Linked DNA regions of Homo sapiens: region 1 is linked to region 2. A link is a contact called in ENCODE Hi-C or POLR2A ChIA-PET data. All regions are on one chromosome and are shown on one strand. Each heading gives the region's core, a stretch centred on a gene start or an enhancer-like site at or near the end of the contact. The rest is flanking DNA. Distances are from core to core; before and after follow the strand shown.

Evidence for each region. A loop is a pair of places that touch in the nucleus more often than their neighbours do. ChIA-PET counts read pairs that join two places held with the same protein, here RNA polymerase II (POLR2A). Pooled maps may share reads with other maps.
Region 1: a map of naive thymus-derived CD4-positive, alpha-beta T cell shows a loop between it and region 2 (5-fold over the local background). The contact joins the enhancer-like site here to the promoter of ZSWIM5 in region 2. A Hi-C loop is called at or near these places in 3 of 168 maps with a recorded cell type or tissue (CD4-positive, alpha-beta memory T cell and naive thymus-derived CD4-positive, alpha-beta T cell) and 8 of 50 pooled maps. POLR2A ChIA-PET finds 5 or more read pairs at or near these places in 6 of 52 experiments (CD8-positive, alpha-beta memory T cell, Caco-2, OCI-LY7 and 3 more).

Annotation. Positions count from the first base shown.
Region 1 is chr1:45,051,614-45,054,592 of GRCh38, forward strand. All of the region lies in intron 4 of ZSWIM5 (zinc finger SWIM-type containing 5), which reads right to left. Among named protein-coding and RNA genes, the nearest start is that of UROD, 41 kb to the left of the region's middle. Within about 2 kb of position 1,483, at least 3 of the 41 ENCODE cell types and tissues checked have a DNase peak (open chromatin) inside an H3K27ac peak, as active enhancers do; they include OCI-LY7, where a contact is called at or near this core.
Region 2 is chr1:45,205,171-45,207,997 of GRCh38, forward strand. ZSWIM5 (zinc finger SWIM-type containing 5) reads right to left here and starts at 1,435. Exons shown (of 14, transcript NM_020883.2): 1 at 586-1,435. The coding sequence starts at 1,180. RefSeq lists enhancers at 13-913, 914-1,813 and silencers at 882-1,041, 1,242-1,661.

The sequences.
Region 1 (2,979 bases), core at 233-2,732, 150 kb before region 2:
AGACAGATAAATAAACATAATTCCATTTGAATATGATAAGTATTAAGATAAAGATATGTTCAGGGTATGAAAGCAGCATAGAGGAAGGGCATTTAACACAAGGACATGGTTGGAAGCGAGGAAGTCAGAAAAGGTTTTATTTTTTTGCTTAGCTGAACTTCCTGAGCTTCATCAAATCATTCAATTGTAAAACTGAGATCATAAAAATACCTACTTTGTAGGGATATTGTGAGAATTTAATGAGATAACCTTTGTAAAGGGTCTAGCATATTACCTAGCACATAGTAGAATCTTGGTATTTGCTTATCCAAGAAAAATAATTTATTTGGACTTGGATTTTCAAACTGCTGATAACTTGTGATGCCTTAAAACCATTACTTTCTTGGGATTTTTTTTTTTTTTTGAGACAAAGTCTCGCTCTTGCCCCCCAAGCTGGAGTGAGATGGGGCGATCTTGGCTCACTGCTGCAACCTCCACCTCCTGAGTTCAAGCAATTCTCCAGCCTCAGCGCCCCCCCTCGCACCCCACCCCCAACCCTAGTAGCTGGGATTACAGGCATCCGCCACCATGCCCGGCTAATTTTTGTATTTTTAGTAGAGATGAGGTTTCACCATGTCGGCTAGGTTTGTTTAGAACTCCTGACCTCAGGTGATCCACTCGCCTTGGCCTCCCAAAGTGCTGGGATTACAGGCGTGAGCCACCATGGCTGGCTGCAGTATGTCTTAATATAAACATCCTTTAGGATGTAGTTACATCCATGGATAGAAGTACATTTGGACACTATTTCAAAGCCTCTCAAAGCCAAATAGGAATGTTTTGAAAAGCCATCTTAGCCTCAATTTCAGATATTAATTGAAGATGAAAATTAATTTCTGGCTGGGTGCTGTGGCTCACACTTATAATCCCAGCACTTTGGCAGGCCAAGGAGGGCAGATCACTTGAGCTCAGGAGTTTGAGACCAGCCTGGGCAACATGGTGAAACCCTGTCTCTCCCAAAAATACAAAAAATTAGCTGGGCATGGTGGTATGCACCCAGCTGGTCCCAGCTACTCAGGAGGCTGAGGTGGGAGGATTGTTTGAGCCCAGGAGGTGGAAGTTACAGTGAGCCGAGATCACACCACTGCACTCCAGCATGGGTGATGGGAAAAAAAAAAAAGAAAAAACCCTCATTTCTATTTTTTCAATTCAATTTTTTAAATGTACCATGAAAAAGAAACTATATTATGTGTTGGGTGCAGTGGCTCACTCCTGTAATCCTAGCCCTGTGGGAGGCTGAGGTGGGCGGATCACCTGAGGTCGGGAGTTCAAGACCAGCCTGACTGCCATGGAGAAACCCCGTCTCTACTAAAAATACAAAAAATTAGCCAGGTGTGTTGGTGCATGCCTGTAATCCCAGCTACTTGGGAGGCTGTGGTAGGAGAATCGGTTGAATCTGGGAGGCGGAGGTTGCAGTGAGCTGAGATCCCGCCATTGCACTCAAGCCTGAGCAACAAGAGTGAAACTCCGTCTCAAACAAAAAAAAAAAAAAAAAGAAAAAAGGAACTGATACTTACAACAGTGACTCTTTAGGGGATTATAGTAACATTTATTTTACAGTTTAAGAAGGGCTTTTCATCTATAGTGTAGAAACAGATTTTCATATTTAATCTTCACAGGTAAAAAAGAGGACCAAAAAAAGAAGCTACTAAATCTGGCAACTTCAGAAGAACTCTGGTGACCTTAGGAATGGCAAAATCAATAGGATAATAGGAATGGAAAACAGATTAGGTGAGATGAGAGGCTTAAGAGGTAAAGAAACAGGGTGCTAATTCTAGTCCTGGAGGAGTTCCAATTTCCTAGGCATTTTGATATTAAGAAGGGGATCCTGGCCGGGTGCGGTGGCTCATTCCTGTAATCCCAGTGCTTTGGGAGGCGGAGGCAGGTGGATTGCTTGAGGTCAGGAGTTCGAGACCAGCCTGGCCAACATGGTGAAACCCCATCTCTACTAAAAATACAAAAAATTAGCCAGGCATCATAGTGTGTGCCTATAATCCCAGTTACTCAGGTGGCCAAGGCAAGAGAATCTCTTGAGTCCAGGAGGCAAAGGTTGCAGTGAGCCAAGATTGAACTACTGCACTCCAGCCTGGGCGACAGAGCGAGACTCTGTTTCAAAAAAAAAAAAAAAAAAAAAGGATCCCTAGAAAGTGAGCACAAGTACTTTCACCTATAAGTTACAAATGAGTTTTCTGTCTTATTAATTACATCCTTATAAATTTGTTTCAATACAATTACAACCCTGAGAAAGAGACAAAGCAAAAAATCCTACTAGTTGCCTGTATAAAACATCACTCACAAGACTGTTATCAGTATCCAGAAGCATATTTTCCTACAACTTAAAAAAAAGTGTTGGCTTGGTACAGTGTCTCATGCTTGTAATACCAGTGCTTGGGGAGGCTGAGGTGGAGGATCACAAAGCCAGGAGTTTGAGATCAGCCTGGGCAACATAGTGAGACCCTACCTCTACAAAAAATTAGAATTGGCTGAGTGTGATAGCCTCTGCCTGTAATCCCAGCTACTTGGGAGGCTGAGGTGGAAGTATTTCTTGATCCCAGGAGTTTGAGTTGCAGTGAGTTATGATCACACCACTGTATTCCAGCCTAGGGGACAGTGAGATCCTGTCTCAAAGTAAATCAATAAAAATAAATTTGGCCTGGGCGTGGTGGCTCATGTCTATGGTCCCAGCACTTTGGGAGGCCGAGGCAGGTGGATCACTTGAGGTCAGGAGTTTGAGACCAGCCTGGCCAACATGGTGAAACCCTGTCTCTACAAAAGTAGAAAAATTAGCCGGGCGTGGTGGTGCGCGCCTGTAGTCTCAGCTACTTGGGAGGCTGAGGCAGAAGAATTGAGTGAACCCAGGAGGCAGAGGTTGCAGTGAGCTGAGATCGCACCACTGCACTCCAGACTGGGCAACAGAGTGAGACACTTTCTCAAAAAACAACA
Region 2 (2,827 bases), core at 185-2,684:
ACATTTCCATCTTCGGTTATTGTTAGTCCGCAGCCTAGATTCCCAAGCATCACCGGTCCAGGGGAAAAATCCTAACGCAGACAATTAAAACTGTCTGAAACATGCAGTATTTTGTTGGGGCTTTTTTCCCAGTGTTAATTTCATCGAGACTCAATCGGCTAGGGCTATAGATTGCCTCTGACAGTCTGTCCCTCAAACGCTCCCTCTAAAACCGCTTGTTCCAGATTTACTAACAATCCTCTCCTCTCCAAACTTAAATTAGGACAACACATTTCTGAAATTATTACATCCAAAAAGTCATACCTCCCCATTCTCTTTGCCTTGGTGTGGGGAATAGAAAGAGTGAAGAAGAGAGATCTATTCACTCTTCAAACAAAAAGAAATTGGGGTAGAGGGTCAGTGGAGGAAAGAGCAGTGGTGGACCTGAGTGAAAGGTTGAAAAAAGTTTTTGTGACTTGTTCGTCCTTCGGCAGGGGTACAGGAGTTGGGCAGAAGGCCGGGGTCTCGGCCCCAGGGCTCGGGCCGAGAAGAGGCACCCGCGGAAGAGGAGGCTGAGGACCCGAGAACGCCTGGACGAGCACATACCGACTTGCAGCACGTTCTCCACGGAGCCGCTGTCCAGCAGACGGATGCCCCGGCGGAACGGGAGCCCCTCGCCACCGCAGCCGGCCGCGCCGGCCCCTGCGCCCAGCCCGGGGGATGCCCCAGCCGCGACGCCCCCGGGGGCGGAGCCGGCCGGAGCGGCGGCCCCGGGGGGTGGCTGCGGCCCCTCCTCGGCCGGCGAAGCCCCCGCGGCGCCGCCAGCAGCGCCGGCGCCGGGGCCGCCCCGGTACTGGAAGCTGGAGTACATGCAGATCTCCCGCTCATTCCGCGGGAAGGACCAGTAGACGATGCGGCGCTGCACGGGCTCCGGGATCCGCTCGAAGCGCTCCTCCACCCGTTCGTATGCCCACTTTTCCGCCACCGTCTTGGCGGCGCAGTCCAGTAAGGAATCCGGCTGCAGGTGGGGGCGGGCCCCGAGGACCAGGCAGCTGCTGCCGACGCCCCCTGCCCCTCCGCCGGCTGCCCCAGGCGAACCGCGAGGGTGATGAGCCTGCGGGCTGGGCCACGAACACTGCCGCTTAGCCGGAGAGACCGGTGACGGCGAGAGCAGCTCCTCTCGCTCACCTCCGTCCGCCATTGCTGGGGACTGACTGACTGACTGAGGCGGCGGCGGCTGCTCGGGCTGCGGCGGAGACCCTGGCCACGGCCACGCGCCCCGCGCAAGCGCCCAGCGGTGGCGCCGAGGGGGGCGGGGCGAGAGAACCCGCGAGCCAGCCGGCCCGAGTGGGGAACCGCGGCCGGGCCCGGGAGCGCGCCGCGAGGGCAGACGCGGGCGGCCTGCAGGGTAGCGTGAGGCGGCGCGCGGTGTCCTGGCCGCCGCGGACGCGAAGACAGGCGGGAGCGAGCGCGGGCCCGCGGCGCGCTCCAGGCGCAAACAGCCTAGAACGCGAGCCGAGCGCTCTCGCGGATCCGGCGACCGCGGAGGGGAGAGGAGCGCCGGACGCTCTCGCACGCCCGCCCGCCCGCCCGCGCACCTCCAACCCACCTGCCGCCGGCCAGACAGGAATGGACTGTGTGACTGAATGAAATGGCGGGGCCATAAGCCATCCAAGGAGCCGCCTCCGTGAAGTTATAGGCTCGCGGGGTACAAGGAGAAAAAAACAATCCAGCTCCAACGGTACTGATGTGACAGGAGGTTGTCACAGCAGAGCGGAAGATCTGGCAGAAAGACGCTGGGAAAGAAGACACTAGGGGAAAACATCAGAAAGTTCGGATGATGAAAACTCACCTCACGCCACAACAATGTAGGATAAAGCCGGCGGTCACCCCACCCCAGAGTGGGACAAAGTCGCACCACCCCTTGACAATGGGGCATCAAGATCTTATCGCCACGGGGGTTGCATCCTGGTGGGGTCTTTTGGAGGGTTTAGCACCTTGCATCCTAGAATACAAAACACTTTTGCGTGTTTTTTGGTAGAATTCTCTGATCCCCTACCTCCAATCTGAATTAGGTCTTTCATGTTTTCCTCACTTGGCTCAGTCTTCTACACCTTTACATAGTTGTATTTTTATATATTTGTTTAATGTCTGACTGTCAACTCCATGAGAGTGAGAATCATGTCTATTTCCTTCACTATAATTTATCCTCTGCCTGGCACATAGTGGGTGCTCAAGAATGGCAGCTTCATCACTAACTCCATAAACAACACGCAATTGTAAGTTACTGTTTCTTGCTCGATCAAGAAAGCTCAGATTATTTCAGAATTTGCTGACAAACTAATCTCTACAACTTTAAAACGTTCCAAGAACTGTATTAAAAGAGTTTCTATAGTTGAGTTTGCCCTTCAAAGTAAGAGAGATTTAGAGTGTAGGATAAAATAAGAGTAAGAAGAGAGTAAATGATTGGAGACAGGCTGGAGCCACAGTTTGGTTTTGCTGTAATCTCAGAATTAAAGAGCACAGGCAGAATTGGGTGTGAATCACACTTGCTGTGTGTGATGCTATTCATGATTCTATTAAATCATTTGCAAAAGGGAGCTAGTAATAATGCTTCTACACATAAATGTTGTAAGAATTAGAAATAATTCACTTTAAAAAAAGTTTTTTTAGAGACAGGATCTCACTCTGATGTCCAGCCCGGAGTGCAGTGGGGTGATCACTGCAACCTCAAACTCTTGGACTCAAACTATCCTTCCATCTCAGCCTCCAGAATAACTAGGACAACAGATGCACAGCACCACACCCAGCTAATTCTAAATTTTTGTAGAGGGGCGGTCTCCCTATG